2 separate regions of the Homo sapiens genome follow, and region 2 is linked to region 1. A link is a loop called in an ENCODE intact Hi-C map of the cell type or tissue named here. Cell type or tissue: tibial artery. All regions are shown on one strand. Links, peaks and the distances in the headings refer to the core of each region. The heading gives the core; the rest is flanking DNA.

What was found. Hi-C counts contacts between places; a loop is a spot of excess contacts. Peaks named below come from ENCODE experiments on the same cell type or tissue, not always from the same donor. Only the 100,000 strongest peaks of a DNase experiment are listed, where the experiment ranks them.
Region 2: it touches region 1 in a loop (2.8-fold over the local background); 3 of 110 quality-filtered maps call a loop at or near these places.

Annotation. Positions count from the first base shown.
Region 1 is chr2:223,453,695-223,469,141 of GRCh38, reverse strand. No RefSeq gene overlaps it. Among named protein-coding and RNA genes, the nearest start is that of SCG2, 140 kb to the left of the region's middle. In tibial artery, for the core only: a CTCF peak has its summit at 9,603 (motif pointing left); no DNase peak of the experiment used is centred there.
Region 2 is chr2:223,407,515-223,422,961 of GRCh38, reverse strand. No RefSeq gene overlaps it. Among named protein-coding and RNA genes, the nearest start is that of SCG2, 190 kb to the left of the region's middle. In tibial artery, for the core only: no CTCF peak of the experiment used is centred there; a DNase peak (open chromatin) is centred at 8,133; H3K27ac peaks cover 4,664 bases.

The sequences.
Region 1 (15,447 bases), core at 4,745-12,744:
GCATTGTCATTGGGAGAACAAAGGGTATGACCTGCTGGTTCAGAGGGAAACTTTGAGTCTAAACTCCTGAGTTTTCTCCTGATTCCTTGGTGATAACAGTGGAAGGTGTCCAAAAGTGTCAGCCTGCTCTGTAGAGGGCAGCTGGTGATGCTGGACAGTGACCTCTCAGATAGGTCATTGTGCTGGGGTCAAAATGAGTCTGTGCCAAAGATTGCAGGGAGAGCACCTAGGCCAGGAATCAACTGAGCATCACAAGCAGACCCCAGGTGATGCCATGGTACCTGGCCATACTGAAAGAGGATAAACCACAAACCCTCTGTCTATAGACCTTAGCAACAAATTCCAGAAATGTGAGCAGTATACATTGGAAAACTCCATTGCCAGAAATCCAGCAAGTATCCAAAGAATAGCCTAAGAATACCCTTTATTGCCACAAAAGGACACAGGGTGCTCCCCATTCATACATCTTTAGAAGAGTGGGAAGGAAGACTGAACATTTATCTGAAAGGCTGATATGGTTTGGCTGTGTCCCCACCCAAAATTTCATCTTGAATTATAGCTCCCATAGTCCCCATGTGTCATGGGAGGGACCTGGTGGGAGGTAATGAATCATGGGGCCTGTCTTTCTTGTGCTGTTCTCGTGATAGTGATTAAGTCTCACGAGATCTGATGGGTTTATAAAGGGGAGTTCCCCTGCACATGCTCTCTTGCCTGGCACCATGTAAGATGTTACTTTGCTTCTCCTCTGCCTTCCGCTATGATTGTGAGGCCTCCCCAGCTATGGTGAACTGTGAGTCTGTTAAACCTCTTCCCTTTATAAGTTACCCAGTTTCAGGTATGTCTTTATTAGCAGCATGAGAACAGACTAATACAAAGGCATTGTTCAAACCAGAAGAAACTGAGGTTTTGTTAAGAGTAAATTTTTTCTTCCCTAACTCAGAGAAAGCTATAAAGATTTTGAATGTCCTCATCACAAAGAAATGATAAATGTTTAAGGTGATGCATATGCTAATTTCCTTGATTTTATCATTACGCAATTTACACATGTATTAAAATATGTTGTGTCCTGTAAATATGCACAATTATGTGTCAGTTGTAAAAAGAATAAAAGTAAAATAAAAGATGACTCTCAGAATGTTACCTCAAAATCAAAACCAAACCAAACCAAAGCAACAGCTATATTTTCTTTGTGCAGCTCCTGTGTCAAACAGCCTGAAACAGATAAGGTACAAATGTGACAAAATTTGATTTGTCTCCAACAATTACCCTCAACCACACTCAGATGAAACAGCCTTCTAGGTAGAACTGATAGCTTTCTTGTCACTTTCAATTAATAAAAAGTCTAATCCAAATAACTTCATTGTCTTGGAGGTGCCAAAGATTTCTTAAAGGAGACATGAAACATATAACCATAAAAATATTAATAAATTAGACTCTATTAAAATTAAGAACTTCTGTTCATCAAAAGACATCATTAAAAGGGAATAAAAAAGTAACTTACCAAGTAAGAGAAGATATTCACTTATGAATATTGAGATTCATATGGATTCATATCCAGAATATATAAGGAAGCCCTATATGTGAGTAAGACAACTCAAAAAAACGGATGAAAGATTAAACAAATATTTCAAAAAAGTAAGTATTGAGATGGCCAATAAACATATACAAAGTTGTTTAACTTCATTAGTCATCAGAAAAATACAAACTAAAACTATGAGATATTATTACCCAACCATTAGAATAGCTCAAATGAAACAGAAACTACCAAGTATAAAATTAAGATGTGAAACAATAGGCCTTCCACACAGTTCCTTAAAAAACTATTTGATAACTGATATAGTTTGGATGCTTGTCCCCTTGAAATCTCATGTTGGGTGTGATTCTCAGTGTCGAAAGTGGGGCTTGTTGGGAGATATTTCAGTCATGGGAGTAGATCCTTCATGAATGGCTTGGTGACTTTCTTGCAGTAATCAGTGAGTTAATGTAAAGTTTAGTTGTTTAAAAGAGTGTGGCACCTCTCCCTGTGCTCTTGCTCCCCCTGTCACTATGTGATGTTCTGGCTCCCCTTGGCCTTCATCTGTGATTATAAACTACCTGAGGTCCTCAATAGGAATAGATGCTGGCACTATGCTTCTTATACAGCCTGCAGAAACTCGAGCCAAAATAAACCTCTTTTCTTTGTAAATTACCCAGTTTCCGGTATTCTTCTATAGCAACACAAATGGACTAACACAGTAACATATGTCCAAACTGAAGATATGACCCAAAATTCCACTCCTGGGTACATATCAACCAGAAAAGTAAGCATATTTTCCACAAAGTACACATAGTAGAATATTCACTGTAAGTACTATTTTTGATACCTCTAAACTAGAAGCTATTTTATGTCCATAAACAATAGAATAGATAAATTGCAGTGTAGTTATATAGTAGAATATTTTACAAAGGTGCAAATACATGATCTACCAATACAAGTAAAAACACAAAAATGATTCTCAGCAACATAATGTTGAACGAAAGGAGTCAGACCCAAAATATACTATGTGATTTCATTTGTATAAAGTACAAAAACAGGTGAAACTAATGTATGTTGTTTAAATTCATGATATTGATTACTCTAGAGGGAGCAGGCTTTGAGAGTGGAAAGGAATAAGGGAGTATCTGGGGATTGGTAATATTTTGCTTCTTATCTGGATGTTGGTCACATTGGTGTGTTCAGTTTGTGAAAATTTAGCAATCTATACACCTCAGTGTACTTTTTAAAGTAGGTGTATTATATTTCAGTAAAAAGTTTTCAAAAGTCTGGTTCAGACCAATTTTAAATTGTAATCTCATACTTCCTTATCCCTTCACCAACACAGCTTTGTCTTACTTGAGGCTAAAAGTTCTGAGTAGGGATAGAATTTGGATGACTTTCTAAAGGCACCTGTACCACCCTTTCTAGTATTAACTTCTCTGGGGAGTTGGAGAGATGGAAAATGAGATAGAAGTAAAGAGAGCACCACTTTATTTTCCTTAACTGCCCATGTGATTGCACTATTGTTGATGGCCATTGCTCTTCTGGTCAGTTTGACCTTTTCTGTTACCCTTGGTGCAGCAGGGGAAGTGCTGGTTCTCAGAGGCATGCACATGAGTCAATTTGGAGGCACCGAGCCATGAGGTTTTCCTATTGCACAAGTTCCCTGGCACAGAAGACCTAGCTTTGCCTCTTTCATCATCACCCCCAACTGTTATCCCCAGAGTCACACTCCACAGCCTCTTGCCTCACCTCCCAGGGTTTCTGGCTTGCAGAAAGACACTTCGTGCCTAATTGTCTTCTGCAGTTGTATTAGTCTGTTCTCACACTGCTAATACAGACATACCCAAGACTGACTAATTTATAAAGGAAAGAGGTTTAATTGACTCACAGTTCCACATGGCCGGGGAGGCCTCACAATCATGGTGGAAGGCGAATGAGGAGCAAAGGCACATCTTACATGACAGCAGGCAAGAAGGCTTGTGCAGGGGAACCTCCATTTATAAAACCATCAGATCTCATGAGACTTATTCCCTACCACGAGAACAGTAGGGGGGAGACTGCTCCCATGATTCGATTATCTTCACCTGGCCCTGCCCTTGTTATGTGGGGATTATTACAATTCAAGGTGAGGTTTGGGTCGGGACACAGCCAAACCATATTAGCAGTTCTGGTTAATCCACAGAAAAGGTTCAGGCTGCTCCCTTTCTCCAGCTTGCCATTGATCTCTAATTTTCTTATCCTCTGGTAGGACAGACAATGGGTCTGAGTAGCCTAAGCTTATGTCCAATTTGAAACTGATGCTACCCCTTCTATAGGCACTGCAAATATTGATGAATGGATAAAGAATGGCACTCCAGATACTTATGAATGGATATTTATGAATGGATACTTATGAATGGAGAGCTGTTTCTTCCAGCTTTTCTGTGGTAGAGAGAATAATTCTTTCCTTCCTCCTTACAAAGACATCCATATCCTAATCTACAGAACCTTTGAATATGTTATATCACGTGGTAAGTAGGAATTAAGGTTGCTACTCAGCTGACCTTAAAATAAGGAGAGTATCCTGGATTATCTGGCAGACCTAGTGTAATCACAAAGGTCCTTAAATGTGGAAGAGGGAGGCAGGGTAACTAGTGTCAGAGCAGTGGAATGTGAGAAAGACTTGACTGGCTGTTGCAGGTTCTGAAGGTGAAGAAAGGGCCCATGGACCAGGGAATGTGGGCAGCTTGTAGAAGCTGGAAAAGGCAAGTAAATAGATATTCCCCTAGAGCCTCCAGAATGCAATGCAGCTCTGCCAACACCTTGATTTCAACCCAGTGGACCCATCTTAGACTTCTGACCTCCAGAACTGTAAGGTAATACATTTGCATTGTTTTAAGCCACTAATTTTGTGGTTGGTTGTTACAGCAGGAATGGTAAACTAATACACTCTCTTTTAGTTTGCAGGGAGAATGGATATAATCCCCTCCCAAAAGCTATGCAATTTCCTATAGGTGGGGTAAAGGCCCAGGATTCCATATGCTTTTCTCTTCTTTATCCTCTGGCCTCAAGTTCTCTCATGTTTATCTCCTAGAGAGGTGTATTAGTCTGGTCCCACATTGCTATGAAGAAATACCTGAGATTGGGTAATTTATAAAGAAAAGAGGTTTAACTGGCTCATGGTGATATAGGCTGTACAGGAAGCATGGTGCTGGCATCTGCTCAGCTTCTGAGGAGGCCTCATGAAACTTACCATCACAACAGAAGGTGAAGGAGAAGCCAGCACTTCACATGGCTGGAGCAGAAGGAAGAGAGAGAGGGTGGGGGAGGTGCTGCACATTTTTAGACAACCAGCTCTTGTGAGAACTGACTCACTATACAGTACCAAGGAGGGACGGTGCCAAACCATTCATGAGAACTCTAACCCCATGATCCAGTCACCTCCCACCAGGACCACCTCCAACACTGGAGATTACAATTACACATGAAATCTGGTAAGGAAACAGATCCGAACCATATAATTCTATCTCTGCCCCCCAACTCTAAAATCTCATGTCCCTCTCATTGTGAAATACAATTATGCCTTCCCAACAGTCCCCCAAAGTCTTAACTCATTCCATCATTAACATAAAAATCCAAACTCAAAAGTCTCATCTGAGACAAGGCAAGTCTGTTCCACCTATGAGCCTGTAAAACCAAAAACAAGTTAGTTACTCCCAAGACATAATGGGAGTACAGGCATTAAGAAATAATCCCATTCCAAAAGGGAGAAATTCACCAAAAGAAAGTGGCTACAGGCCCCATGCAAGCCTGAAACCCAGCAGGGCCATTATTATATCTCAAAGCTCCACAATAGTCTCCCTTGACTCCATATCTCACATACAGGGCACACTGGTGTAAGGGGTGGGCTCCCAAGGTCTTGGGCATCTCTGTCCATGAGGCTTTGCAGGATTCAGCTCCTGTGGTTAATCGCAAGGGCTGGTGTTGAGTGCCTGAGGCTTGTCCAGGTGCAGGGGGCAAGCTGTCAGTAGATTGTGACAGACCCCGTTGTGGGGTCTGGAGGATGGTGGCCCTCTTTTCACAGCTCCAAATGGCAGTGCCCCATTGGAGACTCTGTATGGGGGCTCCAACCCCTCATTTCCCCTCTGTGCTGCCCTAGTAGAGGTCCTCCATAAGGGCTTCGGCCTGGACATCCAAGCTTTTTCATACATCTTCAGAAATCTAGGCTTCCAAGCCTCAGCTATGACACTCTGCATGCCCAAAGGCTTACTACCACGTGGAAGCTGCCAAGGCCTATGGCTTTCACCCTCTGAAGCAGTGGCACGAGCTGTACCTGGGCCCCTTTTAACTCCAGCTGGAGCTGAAGTAGCTGGGATGCAGGGAGCAGTGTCCCAAAGCTGTGCAGGGCAGTAGGGCCCTGGGCCTGGCCCACTAAACCAAACTTTCCTCCTAGGTTTCTTAGCCTGTGGTGGGAGGGGCTGCCTAGAAGGTCTCTGAAATGTCTTCAAGGCCTTCTCCCCATTGTCTATTAGCACTTGGCTCCTCTTTTACTTATGAAAATTTCTGCAGCCTGCTTGAACTGCTCCCTTGAAAATGGCATTTTCTTTGCTATCACATGGCCAGGCTGCAAATTTTCCAATCTTTTATGCTCTTCTTTTCTTTTAAATATAAGTTCCAGTTTCAGGTCATTTCTTTGTTCACACATATAAGCATAGGTTGTTAGAAGTAGCCAGGCTATCCTGAATGTTTTGTTGCTTAAAATTTCTTCTGCCAAAAACCCTTAATCATTACTCTCAAGTTTAAAGTTCTACAGATCCCTAGAGCAGGGGCATAATGCAACTCTTACGTGCATCCATGTGAAGAGACCACCAAACAGGCTTTGTGTGAGCAATAAAGCTTTTTAATCACCTGAGTGCAGGTGGACTGAGTCTGAAAAAGGAGTCAGCAAAGGGAGGTGGGGTGGGCCAGTTTTATAGGATTTGGGTAGGTAGTGGAAAATTACAGTTAAAGGTGGTTTTCTCTTGCGGGCAGGGGCGGGGGTCACAAGGTGCTTGGTGGGGAGCTCCTGAGACTCATTGTCCAGGAGAAGGAATGTCACAAGGTCCATTGATCAGTTAGGGTGGGGCAGGAACAAATCACAATGGTGGAATGTCATCAGTTAAGGCAGGAACTGGCTGTTTCACTTCTTTTGTGGTTCTTCAGTTGTTTCAGGCCATCTGGATGTATACGTGCAGGTCACAGGGGTTATGATGGCTTAGCTTGGGCTCAGAGGCCTGACAGCAACTAGACTCTTTGCTAAAGCATAGCAAAAGTGACCTTTACTCCAGTTCCCAATAAGTTCCTCATTTCCATCTGAGACCTCCTCAGCCTCAACTTCACTCTCCATATCACTATCAACATTTTAGTTACAACCATTCAACAAGTCTTTTGGAAGTTCTAAACTTTTCCTCAACTTCCTGTCTTCTTCTGAGCCCTCCAAACCGTTCCAACCTCTGCCTGCCCATTATCCAGTTTCAAAGCTGCTTCCACATTTTCAGGTATCATTATAATAATGCCCCACTCCTCAGTACCAATTTTCCATATTAGTTTGTTCTTGCATTGCTATACATAAATACCTGAGACTGGATAATTTATTTAAAAAAGAGCTTTAATTGGCTCACAGTTCCACCGAATGTACAGGAAGCATGATGCTGGCATCTGCTTGGCTACCGAGGAGGCTTCGGGAAACTTGCAATCATGGCAGAAGGCAAAGAGGGAGCCAGCGCTTCACATGGCTGGAAAGGAGGAAGAGAGAGATGGTGGAAGGAGGTGTCACACACTTTTAAACAACCAGATCTGGTGAGAACTCACTCACTATACATTACCAAGGAGGCATGGTACTAAACCATTCATGAGAAGTCCACCCCCATGATCTAATCACCTCCCACTAGGCCCCACCTCAAAGACTGGGGATTACAGGTCAACATGAGATTTGGTAGGGACATAGATCCAAACCATATCAAGAGATTGGAGAGGAAGAAGATAGGTATTGGACATAGTGGCTGGGGGTAGCAGTATCTGTTTACATCTTTATAAGCTCTGGAGAGGTTGTCTCATCTTCATTTTTTGCAGCTCTTTTTAGGATGCAGTTACTTTCAGTATTTCAAGCCTCACTTTGGCTCTCTATGTCCAATTCCAAGGCAACAGAATAAGTCCAACAACAAGCTGTCACTTGGCATAACTGAGTAGCGACATGCACGTTAAAATTTTTCACTATATACCACATATGTAATCTCTATGGCTTGGGGCACTGATTCAAATCAGTTTTTTCCTGCTATTAATAATTTATTATTATTTTTTAGTGATAAATATGTATATATAGTTTAAAAGTCTAATACTAGTATGAGATTAATAAGAAAGCAGTGTCTTGCCTATATCTCAAGAAGAATCAGCCAATATCCAGTCCAGGGCTTGAGAGCTGGGTGGGGCAGGAAGCTGACTGCCTGGCTCTTTGGTATCCAGATTTCCACTCATTACCCTTGTTTTCAGCCCTATGATACACTGCTCCCTCAGCTTGCCTCTCCAGGAAAGTTACCTTACTCAGTGTCTGGGGGTGCAAATTTAGGGGTGTGAGTGCTCAATCAACTAGGTCTTGTGTTCCCAGCTCCACATCCTAGGCTTATTCAGAAGATTCTAACCCCTCTTATCACTGTGCCTTTGAGGGTCTATGGCATGAATCAGCTTGCTTGTTATTGTCATTTCCTCCACCCCCAACAGACAGTTTGGTTTCAACATTTCTGCTCTGTAAATGAGTTATGACTCATCCATCTATTTTCCAACTTCCAAAATTCTGTTGACAATCTGGCCTTCCCTCTTCTCTTCTCCTGCACTCTTGTCTTTGTAGACAGGCATAAAATTATTACCTTATGTCCTTTAACTGGTATTGAAAGAGGTGCTGGGGTGGAGCAAAGAATAAGCACATATGATCTGTCTGCCGTATTCGTCCACAAATCTCTTTCGTTTGTTTCTTAAAATCCTTAAATTGTGTATGAATATTACCTGCAGGAAATAATGCATGCATAACAATTCTACTTCTTTAGATTAAAAACAAGCTATTCCTCTCCTTTTGAACCACTTAAAAATTGCCTATAATCTAATGTGATTCAATAAATCTATAAAGCTTGTGTGCTCCCAGTAGCAATTGAGATAAAGCAGCAAGTGTGGCTGCCATTGGGGTCAGTTGGCAGCACCTGGTTGCCATGGTCACGGGCTCTTTAAAAATGGAGCAAATACTTAATGAAACACTATATCCTTCTCCTCAGCACTAGTCATTTATAGTATTCAAATATTTACAGGTATAGCAGACTCACTGAGTTTCAAAAATATAAAAATGGTCCTGCTTCCTAAAAAGCATATATTTGCTACTAGCAGTAAAAAGGACTTAAATAAATCAAATTCTTGCTTTTGACAAGCAGATGCTAAAAGAAAACTAAAATATCATCTTCTAGGACTTGATTTTAGTTTACCTTCAGAGATCATTCACTTCCCTACCAAAAGATTGACTTCATTTTTTAAAATTAGTTATGGATTACATCCATTTGGTGAATAAGGGTCCTACGATCTTTCTCTCTGCTTATTTACACTTAATATTAGTGACTATTAACATTAAATATAGATGTATTTTATGTCACCACAGATGGAGATTTCCATTTGAGATATCTTAGACTTTCAAATGACTTAGCAAACATCAAGCAGCCAATCGTTTTTCTCCAAAGATCCTTCTGCTGTGCTTTGACTCAGAGAGCCTAGAAAATTCTGAAGTGATGCTTCATTAGAAAAGTGTGGTAAATTCCAGAGGCGTACATGAGGAAAATGTAATTCTCTAGGTAGATTTATTTTTCTCTTTTCATTGGGGAAAGTTGTGAGGAGGTAATAAATTGGAGAACAAATTTGTGGTTGATTGAAGTTTCTCTGCTGCTTTCTGAGACAACTAGAATAGCTCAATGTAAACACACATTCCAACATTTATCCCAGGCAAAAATTATATATTTTAATACTGAAATTAGGAGAACAGTCGTTACTTTGTAGTCTATTGGTCTCTAGATGACAGGAAAAGATGAGCTCCCTCTGGTGGTGAATTTAACAATAATAATAAACAAATGTTATTGTTTAATAACTAAAAGACCTGATTGAATTTAAAGGATCATTCGGTTGTCAGCAAGAGGCATCCTCCAAATTACCATTTTAGATTCTTTCCCAGGCTCTGGTTGAGGGAAATAGGTCAACACAGAATATTTATCCTTTTATTTGGCTAGAGTCATCTGGGATTTGAAGTAAAAAGGTGACTCAAAAATCCAGGGGTAAATGTTTTGTCATCTAGTGCCTCTCTCTCATTCACTCACTCTCTCATTGAGTGTCCCATATGGGGAAATACAGGAATCTTGTGGGCTGAAGCTGCAATGCTGAGAAACTGACCTATTCTCCACCATCATTGTAGTTTATGGTGAATTGGCATATCCTTCTTGTCTTTGTGGTAGTTGGAGGAGGGATTCGTTGGTATTAACTTTTCTTCCGTTATGTGCAGCAAGCAGGATTTTACCCTGTTCTCTTGACTTTGTATAAAGGCGTAAAATTGTATACATTATATAGTTTTGCTGTTATAGAAGGAGGTTCTGGAATGGAGTAGAGAAAAACAAATGTGATCAGTCTGCTTTGTATACCATCTCTCCGCATTTTAATTAAAAAAGTATTTTTATACAGAATTGCAAAGAGGCTTAGATGTGATACATACTTTATATTTGGCTTTAAAAAATATGAAATTGGAACATCGAATAGAGGCTACCTTATAAAGTAATTATCTATAGTAAGTCCTTCCTCTGGGCAGCAGCTTTCCTTTTTAGTTCTAAATTTAAAGCCTTGAATGCAGGTTTTATCACTCAGTTTTCACATATATAAAATAACTAGAATGAAGACTATGAATTCACAATTACTCAAGAATCTATTCTTCTTTACAGCTTCTTGGGTTAAATTTTTTAATTTATTCATTAATGTAGTTATTAAAATAAAAGTTTTTAGGCTATCATTGAAAGGAAAGAGTAAAAATTTTAAGGCACCAATATTTTTGTGAAAATTAAATTTCAATGAGGAGTATATATTACTTTGCAGCATGATTGTGCATACATGAAGCATTCAATAAATGATCTTCATTTTTTAAAAATTCTAACAGCAAAAACATTCTGGCTACCACGATGTTTCTTTCTCAAAATAATATTCTTGAAGTTACAGTTTGATCCTGTCAAAATAAGACAAACAAATAAAAAACACCTGTCTTTCATATTATTATGACTTGAAGACTTAAAGTCGATTCCATCAAACTAAGACAGACATATAAGGAATCATATTCTGTCAGAATTATGGGAAAAAGATAAAGTCCTTTTGATGAGAATTGAAATGTGGTTTTCCTTTTTTTTCCTGTCAGAGTAAGGAAAAGACTGAGAGGCATATAATTTGAAATTTCTATATATCATACCATATATATCAGAAAGGTAAACCATCAGGGCTTGAAGCTGAATGCAGTGGTTGCAAGAGCTGGCTGTGCATCAGAATAACCTGGGGAGCTCATTAAAATCACAGAATCCTAAAGCTGCCTCCAGAGGGTCTAACGCAGCAGGTCTAGGGTGAGGCCAAGGTATCGATACTTTTGACAAGTGTCCTCCCATGACTCAAGCAGGGGCCCACCAGCAATATCCCAGAACCATTCCTCTCCACGGCTACCCCTTCTTGACTCTGAAATTCACATCCAAATAACAATAACTGTACTGCTATTGCCACTTTGTAAGAGGACCCTTCCTTGGCCATCCTACATGAGGAGCACTGCCCCATTACTCTCCATTGCCTAATCTTGTGTATCAGTCAGGATAGGCTTGGCTATGCTCCAAATTTTTATTGGCTTTAAATAATGAAAGTTATTTTTTTACTCACATTAATTTTCCAAGTATGGCAACACTTTAGCTAAGGCACCTTCCATGTGGTGGCTCAGCACTTCAGTTTTCTTCATCTCATGACACCTTCAAGTCAACATATGCTTTCCTGATTGCCACATCAAAGGAAGAAAGAGCTGGAGAGCTGAACACCAGCCATCCAATACTTTAGCTTGGCAGTTGCATTGCCGTTCTACTCACATGTTACTGGCTAGAACTAGTCAAATAGTGATGAATGACCAAGAGGGTGGAGAAGTACAACCCACATATACTCAGAAGTACAGGAAATCCAGATGTTTATTAGCAATGTTTATCCCACGATGTTTTATTTTTGTCTATCACACTCACCTATTTCTCATATCTTCTCCATCAATTTGTTCTTTCGATTTGTTTATTCTTGTCTGTCTTCTCACTAAATTGAAAAGTTTTTGAGATCAGAATCTTTATCACCAATGACTGTTACTCTGCCTGGGTTACAGTGAGCACATGAAGAAATGGATGAATACATGCAGAAGGAGGGTTACCGAATAGAATTCAGTCAGTCATTTAAATTAGGATAATAAGGGGGAAAACATCCCAGATACAATAACTGTTTGTTTCTTTAGCCTGTTTATTTCTTTAATTAGTTGATTAAACATTCATTGAGTACCTACATTCTTCAAGGCACACAAAACTGATTGTACCAATATAATCATAATCACACCTCAGATTTACAGTATCTTCTGGAAAAGAGGATTATAAAACACTAGAATCTTGTCATCTAATGATAAACTAGCAGTGATTACCTGTCTTACAAAAGCTTCATTATTTTCTAGACAATCCACACTAGGATTCCTCTCAACAGCAATCTCCCCAGAACTTATGATATGATTCAATTACATACAAGCTCTTAGGAATATATCTACAAGTCAACCACGGTTTAAGTAATGCTTTTGTTCTAAAGAGGTTCTCAGTGGGAGTAAGGAAATCCAGTCAGAGAGCTTTGGGAGCCATATTGGTTCTTCAGTGTATTTTCTCTCATTTCTAAATTCCCTCTAGTGTCCAAAAATAATACAGCCCATTGATATTGGTAGTGAATACCACGCCATCAATTTGAAAGTAGCAAATGAAACATTTTAAATATTCTTTTGAAAAACACAAGATAAATCTTTTAATTGAAAACTGTGTTAAAATGATATTCCTAATTTTTTTTCAAACACAAAAAGTATCTGAAAGGAAATAAACACAAATGGCTCATTAGCTCACTGTAACCACCTTTGCTATTAAAAATAATTGCATACAATGTATGCACATGGTCAGAAATTCAAACAGTATGGGAAGGCACGAAACAAAGATAGAAAGCCTCCTTTCTCTCCACCTTCAGTCTTACTCCTCTAAAGTAATTCCCATTAAAATGTCTAATGATTAATTTCAGGAAAAGTAGACAATCATATGTATCTTTAAGCATGTATAAATCTATATATTATGTTGCCTTTTTATAAATTATATAAAAGGTATCAAATTATATAAGGAATTTTGCACCTTAATCTTTCTGCTTGGTCTTAAGTATATTTCCACATCACTACCTACAAATATACCTGTTTTTTCACAGTTCCATATTATTCCTCCATTTGGTTACACTCTAGTTTCCTAGTCTCATGTTGATAAACATTCTACTACTAGAAATAATCCTGTATTGAACATGCCTGTAAATATGTTTTGTGAATGAAGTTTTTGGGTATACCTAAAGATAAATGGAAATTTCTGAGTCAAAGAGTACAATATCCACAGTGGGTTTTTTTTTTGGTTTGTTTTTTGTTTTGTTTTGTTTTGTTTTTAGAAACAGGGTCTTATTCGGTCATCCAGGCCAGAGTGCAGTGCAAGATCATAGTTCACTGCAGCCTTGATCTCCTGGGCTCAAACAATCCTTCCCCATCAGCCTTCTGGAGTAGCTAGGACTACCCAACAAAATTTTAATTTTTTTGTAGAGACAGGGCCTCACTATGTTGCCCCAGGCTGGTCTTGACTCCTGGCCTCAAGCAATCCTCTCATCTTGGCCTCCCAAAGTTCAGGGAGGCCAAAAGTGAGCCACACCACATCTGGCTAAGATTCATAATTATCAAAATATTACTAAATTCTCCTCTAAAGAAGCTATACCAATTATTTTTGGAGGTGTTAGCTTTTTATTGCCTATTTCGCTATCTTAAACATGAAATTAATGGTAGTGGAGAAATAAAGAAATATTTAGTTAATTTGGAATCCCAAGTCCAGAAATTTTTGTTTGTAATAGGTTTTCCTGAAGTTTTAATAAATGAAGTCTCAATTTAGAGCTTTTGTTTAGAATGTAAGTAAAGTAGCCTATATAATTCTGGGTGGATCCTTGGTACAATAAGGTATATGATTGTCTTTTATTCAAAGGTACAGACTTTTCAAACATAAAAGGATGTTTTAAACTTTTCAATAAATCAAAGTTCTTGACATTAATTTAATTGAAGATATGTTTAGTGATAAAAAACACAATTCCAAGTATGGTAAATTTTTTTTTTTTGCGTTTTTACATGAGATATCAAAATATTCCTATTTAAACTCAAAATCTATTCACTGGGACTTTTTACCTACTTAATGTTACATATACTTTGGAAAATCTTGTTTAGCAGAAAAACATAATTCACTTAAATTTTCACCAAATCAACTTTTATAAGGCATACCAATTTAAGTGCATATATATTTAATACTTCTCTGAAAAAAGAAAGCTTATATTACTATTGTGTGCATATGCTTGTTTATATTTACCATTGTGTGCATTTATTTTACTTTTGTTAAAGTCAAACACTAATACAAACTGCCTAGTCACTATATTAACTAAAGCAAGTATGAAGATTTACAAGTGAAATGAAACAAAGGTTTATTTCAAGCAGCTGTATGTAATTTTTATTCACAAATATCAGCAGTAATCCACCTAATAATATTATCCTCTACATACATTAGGATTCAGTGCCTGAGCAGAATAATGTCTATTGCTAGGACTTTATCCAGATAATATCTATGCACTCATGCTCACATATAACAGTCAATCAAAATTTTCTAGTCCAGACAATATGAACCAGCCTTATTTACCAGCTACCTGAAAAACTTACTTTTATGGGCTGCATGTCTGAAACTCAAATATTAAAAAGAAATAAAAATAAAAAATAGATTGTATATGACATCCATACACAGATCTATATACCCACAAATAGTTTATCAGCTGTACTAATCTGTTAGGGCTTCCATAACAAAATACCATACGCTGGGTGGCTTGAACAATAGACATTTATTTTTCTGTCAGTACTGGAGGCTGGAAGTCCAAGATCAAGGTGTTGGCAGGGTTGGTTTCTTCTGAGGTCTCCCTCCTTGGCTTGCAGACGGCCGCCTTCTTGCTGTGTCTTCACATGGCCTTTTCATGGTGAGTGGGCCTCCCTAGTCTCTCTCTCTGTATGTCTTAATCTCCTCTTCTTATAAGGACACTCATCAGATTAGATTAGGGCCCACTCAAATGAACTCATTTAATCATCTCTTTAAAGGCCATATCTCTAAGTACAGTCATATTTTAAAGTACTGGGGGCTAGGACTTCAATATATGAATTTGAGGGGAAGCACAATATCAATTTACCTCAAAGCCCATAACACCAATCTACCTCAAAAATAATCTACGGTATTACAAATAATATGAAGAAAGGAATTTGCCTACACCAGAAGTTTAGGTAATGTTAATGAACAAGAATGATCTGGTGAATAGATAGGATAAATTAGGAATTATTCACACTTGTTCTATAGTGTATAGAAGAGTATAGTATAGTATAGTATAGTATAGTATAGTATAGTATAGTATAGTACAATACAGTATAATATACCTTCAACAGTGGCTGAAAGCCCAGGTTCTGGAGCTATTAGTTATGACTGTGAATTACACAATTTACTAATTATGATCTTAGGCAAAATACTAAAGGAAACTTTTTTTTCCTGTTTCCT
Region 2 (15,447 bases), core at 3,912-11,911, 45 kb after region 1:
ATAAAATATATATAGGCTACACATTTTAATGTAAAGGAAGAGATTGTCATATTGGATAAAAAATAAGACCCATATATATGTAGCTACCCAAGATGCTCCTTAAATATAATGACACAGAGGAGTTAAAAGTACTAGGATGAAAAGAGATAGACTGTGCATATAATAAGCATTTGAAAGTAGGCAGATATGGCTATATTACTATCAGACAAAGTAGGCTTCAAGAAAAGCGCCATTACCACAACATACATAATGATAGAAGGAAAAATACAACAATCCTAAGTGGATATGCCTATAAAGATGATTAAAATACATAATGAAAAACTGACAGAAATAAAGGAAGACATAGGCAAACCCACATTCATGACTGAAGATTTTAACCATCCTCTTTTAGTAAATATTTATAAAATAGGTAAGGATATAGAAGTCATGAATGTACACTTAGAAGACTTGATTTAATTAACATTTCTAGCACACTATGCTCACAACTTCAGAATAAGTACATTTCTAAGTGCATATAGCGTCTTCATAGTCTTTATGGATCATAAAATTAGTCTATATAAAAAGGTGAAATATTATCTGTAGTAAAATTATATTAAAAACAAAAAGTAAAGTAACCAAGAAACACTCCAAATATATACAAATAACTCATAACTGAAAGTAGAAATCACGATGGAAATTTTAAGATATTTGTAATTAAAATAAAATAAATGCACAATATTCAAAATGTGTGGGATGTTGCTAAAGGGGTAGTTAGATGAATATTTATAGTTTTAATTGCCTATACTAGACAACAAGAACTTTTTAACAACAATAATTTAAATTTCTACCTCAGGAAGCTAGACAAAGAAGAGTAAATTAAACCCGAAGTACACAGAAAGAAGGAAATAATAAATATAAGAGCAATAATTAATAAAATAGAGAAAAGACCCAAAAATGGAGAAAAATCAACCAAAACAACTGTTGGTTCTTTGAAAAGAACAATAAAATTGATCAACCTCCAGTGAAATTGATGAATCATCTAGTTGTTATAAAAATTTCAGCAAAATAAGAGAACTTTCTCAATCTTAAGAAGTTATCTGTGAGATATCTACACCTAATATCGTATTTAATCATGCTATATTAAACACTTTCTTACTAATCTTAGGAAAAGGGTAAGGATATCTGCTCATTTAGTAAACGTTGTATCAACAAGAGAGCTATACCAATTTCACATATTTGAGCACTCAGTAATGCTAAGATATCCTTTTTCTCTAAATTGATCTACACATGTTGCACAATCCCAATTAGTATCTCAGCCAATTTTACTAGAATGTGGAAATGCAAAAGCCCTACCATAGCCACAATTTTGAAAAAAAAAAAAAAAATAAGAGTTGGAGAACTTATACTACATGATTGTAAGGCTTACTATAAAGCTTCAGTAGTCAAGACAGTGTGGTACTTACATAAAGTTTTGCAATTAGATCAATGGAACAAAATCAAGAGGCCAGAAATATATGAGAAATTGATTTGGACAAAATTGTCAAAGCAATTCAATAGGAAAAGAAAAAATCTCTCCAACAGTGAAGCAACGCTAAATATTCACCAGGGAAAACAAGAGCTGCAACTTCTATTCCATACCCAACAATTAATTCAAGATGAATCATAGACCTAGAAGTAAAAGCTAAAATTATAAAACTTCTAAAACAAAGCTTCTAAAAGAAAACACAAGAAAATCTCTGGAATCTTAGTAGAGGTAGATATAAACAGGCAATACATGCACTGAACAGAAGAAAAATGATAAATTGGACTTTGTCTTGGTAAAATTGATCATCAAAAGACCATTAAAAATGAAAAAGCAAGACACAAATTAGAAGAAAATATTTTCAATGCAGGTATCTCACAAATACCTGTATCCAGAATATATTGAGAACTCTTACAATTCAAGGGTCTGTTTTGTGAATAAATTCTTCACAAAATATATGAATGATTAACAAAGTGTACAAAAAGATGCTCAATGCCGGGCGTGGTGGCTCATGCCTATAATCTCAGAACTTTGGGAGGCCAAGGTGGGCAGATCATATGAGGTTAGGAGGTTGAGACTAGCCTGGCCAATATGGCAAAACCCCATCTCTACTAAAAGTACAAAAATTAGCTGCGCATGGTGGTGCATGCCTGTAATCCCAGCTACTCGGGGCGCTGAGGCATGAGAATCGCTTGAACCCGGGAGGTGGAGGTTGCAGTGAGCTGAGATTGCGCCACTGCACTCCAGCCTGGGTGACAGATTCAAACTGTTTCTCAAAAAAAAAAAAAAAATGCTCAGCATCATAAGTTATTGGAAAAAGTGCACATTAAAACTACAATAAGGACATCACACACAAATTTTAAAATATGAACAACAAATATCAAATGGTAAAGAGGTGAAACATCTGGAAATCATATTGCTGGTGGCAGTATAATAATAAAACTACTTTTGGAGAACTGTAATCTATTTCTTACAAAGTTCACATATGCTCTCCTATGACCTGGCATTTCCACTTTGAGGTATTTATCTGAGAGAAATGAAAATATATCCACAAGAAGACTTATACATGCATGTTAATTGTAAGTTTATTTATTATAGTCCTAAATTGAAACCAACCCAAATGTTCATCAACAGATGAACAAATAGACAAATTGTGATATATTCATATAATAGAATACTTCTCAGCAATAAAAAATCAAATTGCTGATACATGGAAAAACATGGATGCATTTTACAGACATGTTGAACTAAAGAAGCCAAACAGTGAAGTGTACATACTGTATGATTTCATTTTTAAGAATTTGTGTTAGTCCATTTTGCGTGACTATAAAGTAATACCTAAGGCTGGATAGTTTATAAAGAAAATAGTTTTATTTGGTTCATGGCTCTGCAGCCTGTACAAGAAGCATGGCACCAGCGTCTGCTTCTGGTTAGGGCATCAGGAAGCTTTCAATCATGTAGGAAGGCAAAATGGGAGCCGGCATATCACATGGTGAGAGAGGGAGCAAGAGAGAGGGGAGGAGGTGCCAGACTCTTTTAAAAGATCAGCTCCTGTGTGATCTAATAGAGCGAGAACTCACTACCATGTGAAGGGCTCCAAGCCATTCATGAGGAATCTGACCCCACGACCCAAACACCTCCCATGAGCTCAGCCCCACCTCCAAATTTGGGGATCACAATTCAATATGAGGTTTGGAGGAGACAAACATCCAAACTATGTCGGAAGTACTAGGACAGATGAAAGTCGTCTATAGTGATAGAAATTAGATTAATAGTGCTTGGGGCAGGGGATAGGGTGAGGAAGTAGTAATTAATTTGCCAAGGATAAAGGGGGGACTCTCTGGGTAATATAAACAGTCCCTGTGCTGATTGAGTTGGTGGCTACATGGTGTACACATATCTCAAATCTCATCAAACCTCATACTTAAAATATGAACAATTATTATATGTAAATTATTATACCTCAATGTAGTTTATTAACAATTAAAAAATAGAAATTAATCAAAGAATACACAGCACAGTAGCTGGCACACAGTGTTAATAAATTTTTAGTAATTGCATGATTGCCTTTGCTAAGTGTTGGCAAGGTACAAAAAAGGGAAAAAAAATTCAGTCTTCCCTGTTCTAGCACGTCTTTCTGGTTCTAAACATTTTGGGCACAAAATGTTGTCACATGTTCTACATCGCATTATTCTCACAGTGTAAAAGTTATACAGACTAAAAGAGAAGAGTCAGGATCATTTTCAGAACAACTCTGACCCAAATTTCTTTGAGAAATACTACCAAATGCATTAATAATAATGTTTTATTTACCTCTGTGTCTCTGGCACAGATCAGAGAGTCCCACACATAATGAGACTGATCAATTTTGGTGAATGATGAATGAATGAATGACAATTCATAGAGCTAATATTAACTTTGGATCTAACGAGGCAAAGCCATGGCTGTTAGGCTGAGTTCCCAAACTCTGTTAGGCCATGTGTCTAAGCCTTTAACCAATTTGGCTCTACTCCTCATTCATCTTGTCTATGGCAACATGTAAGCATGGACAACAGAACTTACTTTTCCTTTGGTGGATTTTCATGGCCTATTTATTATGGTTCCTATAGAGTATTAATATATCACATTTTGTCCTTGTGCCCAGCTTGCTCTGAATAAATAATCTTTCAGAGTTAGAATAGGCCTCAGGGACTAATCCAACTGCCTCATTTTCAGATTTAAAATATCTTGGCCCCAAAAGTGATTTGCTTAGGATTATGCAGAATGTTGATGGAAAATCCAATTCTGTTCAACTCTTAGTTTGGTATGTTTAGTAGCCTAAACATCTCACTAAGAAAATTAAAAAACAAAACAAAACACTTTTATTATCATTTAGAAAGAAAAAGGAAGGAGACAGAGAAAGAAAAGGAGGGAGGAAGGAAAGAAAACAGGAGGGAAGGAAGGGGAAAGTGAGAACGCAAGCTCATCCTTCCTAGGCTTGCCAAAACTCTATCACAAAGAAAGAATCAAAGACCCATGAAATGAAAATGTGGTGGTCACACCAGATTCTCGTTTTCACGTATTTTGCTTGCTTCCAGCTGCTTTTCTTTCAGGCTAGTCCAAATTCTTTTCAGGCCTGTGTGTCTATGCTAATTAATGGTTAACTTTAACTTTCTATTAAAACTCTGCAGGGCTGGCCGCCAAAAGTCGAATGTTAAAATATTTAAAAGCCCTGTCTTTATAGCAGCATGATTTATAGTCATTTGGGTATATGCCCAGTAATGGGATGGCTGGGTCAAATGGTATTTCTAGTTCTAGATCCCTGAGGAATCGCCACACTGACTTCCACAGTGGTTGAACTAGTTTACAGTCCCACCAACAGTGTAAACATACGTATGTTTATTGCGGCATTATTCACAATAGCAAAGACTTGGAACCAACCCAAATGTCCAACAATGATAGACTGGATTAAGAAAATGTGGCACATATACACCATGGAATACTATGCAGCCATAAAAAATGATGAGTTCGTGTCCTTTGTAGGGACATGGATGAAATTGGAAATCATCATTCTCAGTAAACTATCGCAAGAACAAAAAACCAAACACCGCATATTCTCACTCATAGGTGGGAATTGAACAATGAGATCACATGGACACAGGAAGGGGAATATCACACTCTGGGGACTGTGGTGGGGTGGGGGGAGGGGGGAGGGATAGCATTAGGAGATATACCTAATGCTAGATGACGAGTTAGTGGGTGCAGCGCACCAGCATGGCACATATATATATATGTAACTAACCTGCACAATGTGCACATGTACCCTAAAACTTAAAGTATAATAAAAAAAATAGGAAAAAAAAAAAAAAGAAAATATTTAAAAGCCCTTAAGCCCGGGGCACAAGCTGATCAGCAGCAGGAGGCAGAAAGACAATTTCTCCCTGGTCCTGGATGGCTAAATTAAGGACGCTGAGTGCGCTGTGCTCCTTTGGAAACTTTTCTTCTGACTTGTTTCCATTTTCAAAGCCCGTACATCAGAGAATCAGGGCCCACTGGTCTGGCCGGTGTGATTTTGGATCATCCAGCTCCTTATCATATGTACTCACAGTGCCTTGAGAATGACATAATAGTATCCAAATGAGGCCAAGCTTCGTTAGATTAAGTGAAAGTCTTGGGGTAAAAGAGATTTAATGTCACCCTTTGCACACAGCTAAATTACAATTGAAAGGCCAACTAAATAGGCCCAAATGTGGCTACTTTGTAACCAGTGGTGGATATTACTAAATGACAATGGATTGAGTTTGATTAATTAACTAGGAATATCATTTGTCTTCTTGCTGGCCTGGCTGGTAAGTTACAAATCAGAGGGAATTTGGGCTGAGAGAGAGACAGAAAATGATTCAGCAAAGACAGTTTGATGCCTTTGTTCTCATACAATCACATGTTTTGAAAATTGTGTTGGGGACTAAGGGAGATATTTCAATAATATGAAAATGTTGATTGGTGTGAATCATCGTTCTCTGCACATCATTAAAAGCCAGTGGGTGGAAATATACAATGTGTCTCTTGCCAGAGGCAAAAGACTTAGAAGAGATAACAGTATGTTCCACTCGTTCTAAAAAAAGAAAGGTAAAAAAGCATTATAGGGATCCTTAAGGAGTATGGACCATGTTCTCAAAAAGGGGTTCCATAAGAATTTTAATCTCACCTTTGACAATACCTCTGTATCCATGTTCTGAGCACATTTATAAATATCTATTGAAAAAAAGCTAGCTTATTTTATTTTTCATAAAGTAAAATAAATGTATTCCCAGAATAGAGAGATGCAGTTTTCTTAGAGAACACATTCACTCAATAAATGCAAGCTACAACAACTTCCAAGACACATTTCAGAGAAAAAGTATGATTTTTTTTTCTTTTTTTTTTTTTTTTTTTTTTGAGATGGAGTCTGGCTCTGTCGGCCAGGCTGGAGTGCAGTGGTGCCATCTCGGCTCACTGCAAGCTCCGCCTCCCGGGTTCACGCCATTCTCCTGCCTCAGCCTCCCGAGTAGCTGGGACCACAGGCGCCCGCCACCGTGCCCAGCTAATTTTTTGTATTTTCGGTAGAGACGGTGTTTCACCGTGTTAGCCAGGATGGTCTCGATCTCCTGACCTCGAGATCCACCCGCCTTGGCCTCCCAAAGTGCTGGGATTACAGGCGTGAGCCACGGCACCCGGCCAAGTATGATCTTTAAAGCATTGTAAATGTCAGTCTTTCTGCAATAGCTTTTTCCTATGCCTACCATGTACTCCATGATCTGTTATGGGCACTCCTTTAGGTGCTTTACTAATGGTAAGTCATTTAATTTTCATAACCATCCTATGAAGAGAAAATTGCTATTATTCCCATATCACATTGTAAAGTGAGCCTCATTGTGGATCATGAACTTGGTCAAGTTGCACAACTAGGGAGGGTTGGAATAAGCATCCAGACCCATGCTCACTGGCTCCAGGTTCCATATTCTTTTTTTTTTTTTTTTGAGATGGAGTCTTGCTCTGTCTCCCAGGTTGGAGTGCAGTGGTGCCAACTCGGCTCACTGCAAGCTCCGCCTCCCGGGTTCACGCCATTCTCCTGCCTCAGCCTCCCGAGTAGCTGGGACCACAGGCGCCTGCCACCGCTCCCGGCTAATTTTTTGTATTTTCAGTAGGGAAGGGTTTCACCGTGTTAGCCAGGATGGTCTTGATCTCCTGACCTCGTGATCTACCTGCCTCAGCCTCCCAAAGTGCTGGGATTACAGGCGTGAGCCACTGCGCCCAGCCCAGTTTCCATATTCTTAAGCAAAATACTGTCCTATGCCACTTTAGGAAGTAGGTTGGAAAGAATGAAACTCCTTGCATTGACAAGTTTTGAATCTAGGATTCCAGGGAAGTCCAGCTATCTTTAGAATCACTCACACAGATTTTGATGACTAAATGCTTGAACTTGCATCTACCCATTTGAAAACCAGAATAATAACACCTATGTATAATATTACTGAAAAATTAAATAACTTTGCATGCATGTAAAGTGTCTGGAACTTAGTTTACCAAATTGTTGTTAGCTGTATTCCCTGATTGATGTTAGGGGTACAAAGTTGAGTACAGCATAAGCCCAAAGGCCTTGGTTTCCAAGAGTGGTTCTCAGACCAGCATCACCAACATCACCAGCATCACCAGCATCATCACCAGGGGGCTTGTTAGAAATGTACAATCTCAGGCACTAACCCAGGCCTCTGAAGTAAAAACCTGCCTTTTAACACCATTTCCAGAGATTTGTGAACACATTAATGTTTTAGAAGTACCACATGACACGCACACAGTTTTCACTACCTGACATTTTGCTTCCCCTTTCTCTGTAACCTACATGTACAATGACCTCCCAAACAGAATTCTCTGGGAAAGTCCTAATTTCAAATACTTCTTCCTGTTATCAGATATGAGTGGATTAGACCACATGTTCTGGTATTGGGTTTGGAAAAAATGATCTGTGTATATGTTTTGTGTTTCAACATTTTTCTATTTTTCTATGCTACAAAAATGCCTTTAATCTTAACTCCTAGTTCCAGCATCTGCTCCATCTGTCTTGGTTCTGCCTGTCCACATTCCTAAGGGGTTGTTCTTGGGGCAGGCTATGGGCTGCTGTGCCAGATTTCATGGTGCGGTTACACAATGCAGCGTTCTTTGGAGCACTGCATCTCCTCCTCCCAGAACCCCTCAAAGGGGCAGAGAAAGCTAGAATCAACTATGCACAGTTTTAAAAGCTAAAATTTAGTCAGAAGACTGAAATACCTATTTGTACTAAAAAAAAAACAAAGAAAGAAAGAAAGAAAAGAAAACCCAGACCAAAAAAAAAAACAAAAACACAACAAAACAGTTGACAAGGGGGTTAAGAGGCAAAAAAGGAGCCATAGAAATAGATACGAAACGTAGGAAGGGATCTTAAGATAATCACAGAGGAGACTTCAGTAAAGACAGTTTCTTAGGAAACGAAAACAAATGCTGTTTCCTGGTAGACGATGGTGTGAATGTGAACGTCAAAACAACCCACAAGATACTTCTTAAAGGTAAAATTGCTCCATGGATGGAATTGCATTTGGTTTAACTTAATAACAAAGGATATCTGAAAGCTACTATTGATAATAAATTGCAACAAATGGCAGGTCCACAGACAAATGCACCATGCCCTACAGTCGAGGATGCCATATATCCCCCTGTGCCTTTAAAGTACATTCCGGCAGGGCACAGTGTCTTACGCCTACAATGCCAGCTCTTTGGAAGGCCAAGGCAGGCAGATCACTTGAGGTAAAGAGTTTGAGACCATACCTGGCCAACAGGGTGAAACCCCGTCTCTACTAAAAATACAAAAACTAGCTGGGTGTGGTGATGAGTGCCTGTAATCCCAGCTACTTGGGAGGCTGAGGCAAGAGAATTGCTTGAACCCGGGCAGCAGAGGTTTCAGTGAGCTGAGATTGTGCCACTGCACTCCAGCCTGGACAACAAGAGCAAAACTCCATCTCAAAAAAAAAAAAAAAAAAAAAAGTACATTCCTATCTATGCCGTATTTCCCCTGTCCTTGAACCTTTACAATACAACTAAACTTGGCAGTTTGATGTTCAAAGAGCACTGTTTTGGGAGTCAGGAGAACCTGATTCATTCATGAGTTGCCTTCACCTGCCATTTCACCTCTCTGTGTCTCAGTGTTCTCATCTCTTAAATGTGACAGTTTGACAGTCAGTATCCAAGATTCCTCTTATTCTAAGGTTCTTGGCTTTAAAGATTTCACAGCCATCTTCATGACAGGGTGCCTCAGGCCTTAAAGCCAGGATTGCTTCTTGTTCAGAAGCCACATATGTTGCCCTTGTCAACTCATCTTCTGCTCAGAGTATTTGGCACACAGAGCATCACCACCACAGTTCTTTGTTTATAGCTTGATAAAAGGCTCTAGCTCCTGTAGCAGGGAAGTGAGGGAAGCTAATGAAGCAAGGTCTTTAGAGAAAGAGGAGAAGTGGCATTTAGGGAGGGGAATGAGAAGAGAGGAAAGAGGAAAAACAGTGGAAGAAATAGTAGTCAGGACACTCTAGAAAAGTCTGCCACTGCTCAAGGAACCTGATTACCATCGGGTGGGAAGGTAGAGAAGGAGGGAGGGAGCACGAGAGGAAGAAAGAAAAAAGGAAGAAAGGAAGGCATCAAAGTGACAAAGAGAAGAGGGAGGAAAGGCAGGTCCAGGGGCATGGCAAGGTAGATGCCAAGTAAGAGAAATAGCCATTTAATTTCTCCCACCCTCATTTTCACCTCAGCTGCAAACACAGACCCAAAACCTAAAAAGACAAAGGCTATTAGAAGACTGCAACCCAGGCAATGATGTTGTTCAATGCAGACCAGATTGACTGCTCACATCTGATGTCCTATTTAGTGAGATGGCCCAATTTTGCTTTTGAAGAGAATGCCACCTTCCCTTCTCCTTCCCAAGAGAATTTGCTGTTTTCATTTGTTATCTTGAATAGTCCTTCCTGCCACAAAAGGTGGAGTTCACATTTATTTTTAAAAAGTGCTTATTTCATGTGGTTTGACATAAGAGCAGTATTTTAGCTAGGAGTCCAGAGCCTCAATCGATTTCAAGGAGACCTGGAGCTATTGACAGAGTGCTTCCTGCCGCGCTTTCTAGAAGTAAGAAATTCAACTGAAAACAAGATATGCCAGCATCCATCAAAGGAGCAGGTGGCAAAAAAACTGAAATATTATGGGGAAGCCAAGATCTGAGTTCTAGCCCATGCTTGAAATAAAGTCATTGTTTGACCTTGAGAAGGCTGAACTCTCTGAGCATTAGTTTTCATATAAAGAGATGGAAAAATATCAGTACTTATTTTCTCAAGGATGTTGCAAGCTTCCATCAATCTTCTTAGAAATGCACATTGTTTTAGTACCTATGACTTTCTCTTTCCTGATAGTCCCCATCAAATAAGAAATACTTTTCTCTCACTTTGGAAAGGTTTGAAAATTGCTTTACCTGGATATCTTATTTTCAATTCAATTTGAAGAAAGTCAAATACATTTCAGTAACATAAGGAAAGATCCTACTGCATAGCAATTGGAAAAAAAAACCTTAAAACGATACTTGGTCTTCAAGAGAGAGACAAATCAGAATTGATTCAAAGGTTATATTGTGTAATCTTAGAGAGAGAAAATTGGCTTATTCCTTTTATATTTCACTGTAACTAGAATTTGCCTAATAGAATATCCAACTTGAATAGCTATTTTGTACATATGCTGGTGTTCTAAACTATTTAAGCTCAGTTTATTTTCTTTAAATCCTTATTTATATAACTTTACTTAGTAGATCCTTCTCTTCATTTCAGAGTGAAAGTGGCAGAAGAATATCACGCAGTAGTTTGGGCAATGTGGAGTCTTAATTCATCAGATCTCTCACCAAACCTTGTAATTAAAATGACAAGAGATCTTAGGGAATATCTTTTTCTGAAACTTTCATTTTGCAAATAGCATAAGGCCAAGTTAATTTCTTTCAGTTATATGAACAGTTAGTAGTAGGATTGGAATTTGAACTCACTTTTCATTAGACTACTCTGCCTTTCTCATCAAAAGATTTTCATTATTGCTAGTGAGCAAAATTGATATTTCCATTGATTGCTTCGAGGTGGGCCAGGATTACAACGGCCATACTAAATTATTGGCATCAACCAAGACAAAGCTGTAGGTTACATTGCACTGGCCAAGGATAAAACTGAAGAAAAGTTGCCTGACAATGAAAAGAGGGGTTTAGTAGGCGAAGGCTTCACTGGCTCTTTTTCTCATTGCTTGCTGTGGCTTTGCCCCCCACACTTACTAACAACGTGGACACTTTCACCAGAGGACTTCTGATTGTCCTTCCTTTAATGGAGGCAGTTACTTTTCTGGCTAGCTACTTTCAACTTCTCCCTGATCTCCCAGGATTTTCAGCAAATCCAAAAGTTTGTTGAAGCTACACTTCTCCGGGTCATCTTCTTGGGAGAGATTCCATTTAGGATGACTTTAGGCAGGCTCTATTCTAAAGGTCTCTATCTGGTGGGAAGGAATCATGTGATCCAGTAGTACAGCTCACTCCCATTGCAGCCTTCTTTCTCTCTTTGCTCTGTCATCTCCAACTGACCTCTCGCGTTTAGATTTCTCCCACCTAGGTTGGAAATGTTACTACCTGTGTCTCTCGAACTCAATGTCAAACTCTCTGAGCTATTGTCTTGAAGCTCTCTCTCAGTTGGCTTAATGTGAAGGGGATACATATCCACCTCCCTGGGGTGATGTTGCACAGCACACCAAAAGCCCTCTCTACAAAGTCTTCCTGGCAATCCACTGCCACCTCTTTTCCTTGACTTATCTAAACTTCAGTTTTCTCATTTATAAAATGGAAATAATCATATCATCAAACTTTCAGAATCATTGTGAGGATTACATAAGATTAATAATATGACAGTGCTTTGAAAATTATAGTGTGCCAGATACACTTCAATTATTACTACAGCATTATTTCTCATTGCAGACTCATCTAAAAATTCAGCTAATTTAAAATCAAAGATAGACTCAAATTTGCCCCGAGCCTCTCTCCATCCCTCCACCATTTCCTTCATTCTTAATTTTTCTGTAGAACCCAATCCTCTCAAACGCACTAGTCATTTAATGTATAGTTGTACACAAATCATTTGTCATTTGCAAATTCCTGCATAAATCTCTGATTTCAGGCTTTCCCAACCAAGCCAACAAAATTAGCATACTTACCTGGCACAGTCAAGCTCAGCCTAGGACTAATGATTTTTCCCTTCTTTCTATGAGGTTGATGTGCTTTGAAAATAGAAAACATATTAACATGATTTCAGTTTTTACAGATGGTATTTTTTTCACTTTTTCAAAATAATTTTGGTTTTGGAGATGAAAACCAATATAGCATTTCCCAGCATGGCACAATTAAGAAGAAATCTGCTACGATTCACGTGCCTTCTCACATGAGGGAATAAGAGGATCAGCCATATTGAAGAGAAACACCAATCACAATATAATAATTTGATTATAAGGAAAATATAAATATATATGTATATATACGTGTATGTGTATGTATATGTATATATACATACACATATATACACACATATATACATATATAAACATATATATATATGTTTATAAGGAAAATATGAATATATATGTATATATAGCCCTAAACTAAGCATGTTTGGCCATATAGAACTTGAAAATATAGATTGAGAGTCTTTAGTCTCCATTCTCCATCCTATCCACTGAATGCTGAAGAATGGCTTGTACAAAGTAGCTTCTATTTGAAACTATGGAACCAAACTGATTATTACTCCCCAGTCAGTGGCAAGATTCATCCTTTCATTCAGCTTTTGGAATTGGTTAAGAGCATAGTCTCTGACGACAAACTGCCTGAGTCCAATCCTGGTATAAAACCTGTGGTACTTCAGGCAAATTCCTTAACTTTTCTGTGTCTCAGTTTTCTCGTCTATAAAATGGGACAAGTAATAGGATTGCTGTGACAACTAAACTGCATTAATGCCTATAAAACACCAATAAAAATGCTTCATACACTGTAAGTGCTCATAAAGTGTTACTTAGAATATTGAACACTTATGTGCTCAGTGCTGGGTTTGACCTAATAGAATGATGGAAGATAAAACAAAACAACAGGCTCAGCTCTCCTGGTATTTACAGGGTGGTGGGGACACAAACATTAACTTAAGATTCGCATATTAATGTAAAATGTTTAATAACACATGCTAAAAAGAGAGATATAATGAGATACAAAAGAGAGATAATCAGGGCAGGGAGGGGTGAGGAAATGTTAGTGACTTAGCTGAGACCTAAAAGATAAATAGGAGTAGTCAGAGAGACAGAACATTCTAGACAGAGGGAACAGCATGGGAAGAAGTTCACTTGTAATAATGTGAGAATGCAATAGTCCAGGTGAACCATAAAGAACTAAGGTGATGGAAGGGGAGAAGGAGGTAAGTCAGTGATGGGTCAGATATAGAGGTAAAATCTATAGGACTTGGATTGGATAAGATGCACAAGGGAAAAGGAGGTATCAGGACTTTTTCTAAGATCCTGAAATATATACCAAGTTGAATGGTGATACCATTCACAAGAAAGTAAAAGTGATGCCAATGATTGTTATACTATTATTCTTTCTTCAAAGTGTATGCTGAGACTATACCTCATCCATTAAATGGCCTTTACTTACAGTGGAGGGGAGAAGGTAATTAACTTTATTTGAACTTCCTTACTTACAGCCTAGGGACCTTGTTTTACTTTTGTATCACACAGGAATGCTACAACTCTGAATAACAGAGAACTTGACAAACAGTGACGTTATTAGATAAGGAACAATTCATTTCACATAAGAAGTCTTGAGACAGCTAGTCTGGGTTGGCTCTAGCTGCTCAAGAAGGCCATCTAGAAAACAGTCTCCTTCTAATATCCTTCCATGCCATCTTTAGTTTGTTGTTTTATACTTACGGTTACAAAATAGCTGCAGCATCCCTAGGCAGCATATACTTTTCCCAAGCAGGAAGAAAAAAGTAGAACCAAAATCCTTTGTTTGTCATTTTAATTGAGAAGAGAAGCCCTTCCCAAGAGACTTCCATGTATAACTCACTAATAAGTGAGAAGTGGCTGGAGAGAAGAGGATTGGGAAGGGCATCGTATGTGCCAACCAATGGTTTTTACCACAGCTATTTTTAATTAACTTAATCTTTAAAATTATTCTACTATATACTTGGAAGCTGACACTTAAAGATTTTAAGTAAAGCTTGAACTTAACAGCAAATTAAGTTATAGAACCTGGGTTCAAACTTAGCATTCCTCAACCGTAAGGCTCAAACACTTCCAATCACTTTACACTATATTTTCTTGTACCTTAAAAAATTCTAGTCCAAGTTAGCGAAAAAAAAAAAGCAGAAACAGAAATTATTTTATCTCATAGTATATGGAGACTATTTAAAGGTATAATCATGAGAAAATGTGACTTCTGTCACAGTCTAAGTACCCACATATAATAGCATCCTGAAAACGCAGCCCTCAATGAGTTTAACGAGGTAACTTTAAAGGTTTCTGTTTTGGCAGTTTTATTCCACAGTAAAATATTATACCAAAGAGACATTGTTAACCAACCAAGACAGTAAGAAGAGTTTAAAAAATAGCAGCTGTTTTTAGGATTGCTGAACAACTCCTTGAAGAACATAAATTATCTTCCCAATTAAAAAAAAATATGGGGAAATGGGGGATTTAACGGAAAAAGTAAACTAGTAAGCAAGAGGAAAAGTACATATTTACTCCACATGTTATGTGTTGTATCAGGACATGCTTTTCTTCTCAGCTATATAGAAACTGGGACTTGCATTTCACTACCTTATGTAAAACCTGAAAAGTGAAAATCACATGTTTAAGTTAATGTGTGGTTTGAATGTATATTTTGAAAGCTAAAGTTATCTTCTACATTCCCTACCTGACTTTATTTGTGATTTAAATCAGGAAGAATATCCTTCTCATTTATTTCAACTGCCAAGTGCTGCTACTTTTAGTAGAAGAAAAGAAAATATATCATCAGAACTAGTCCAATTTTCTTTGATTGTAGTTTTGTAAATGAAGGCATCACCAAGTAGTGGACAGGGTAGGAAGGGAGATTTGCCATTTGCTGTCCAAAATCAGTTTGATTCAGTTGGGATGGAATATTTCCTTCTATACAGCAGATCTGTGGAAGGCTAGAGCTCAATCGACATAGAAGACTGACCATGTCTTCACTCCATGAAGAAAAAGCTTTTGTAAGTGAAAATGGAAACTTCTAATATGTGGCTGAAGATGCCAATAGGCACAATTTAGTTGTGGAAGATTTTTCAAAAATAATTCTGTGAGTAAACCTTTTTCCTCAAGTTCCTTTGGCTTACAGT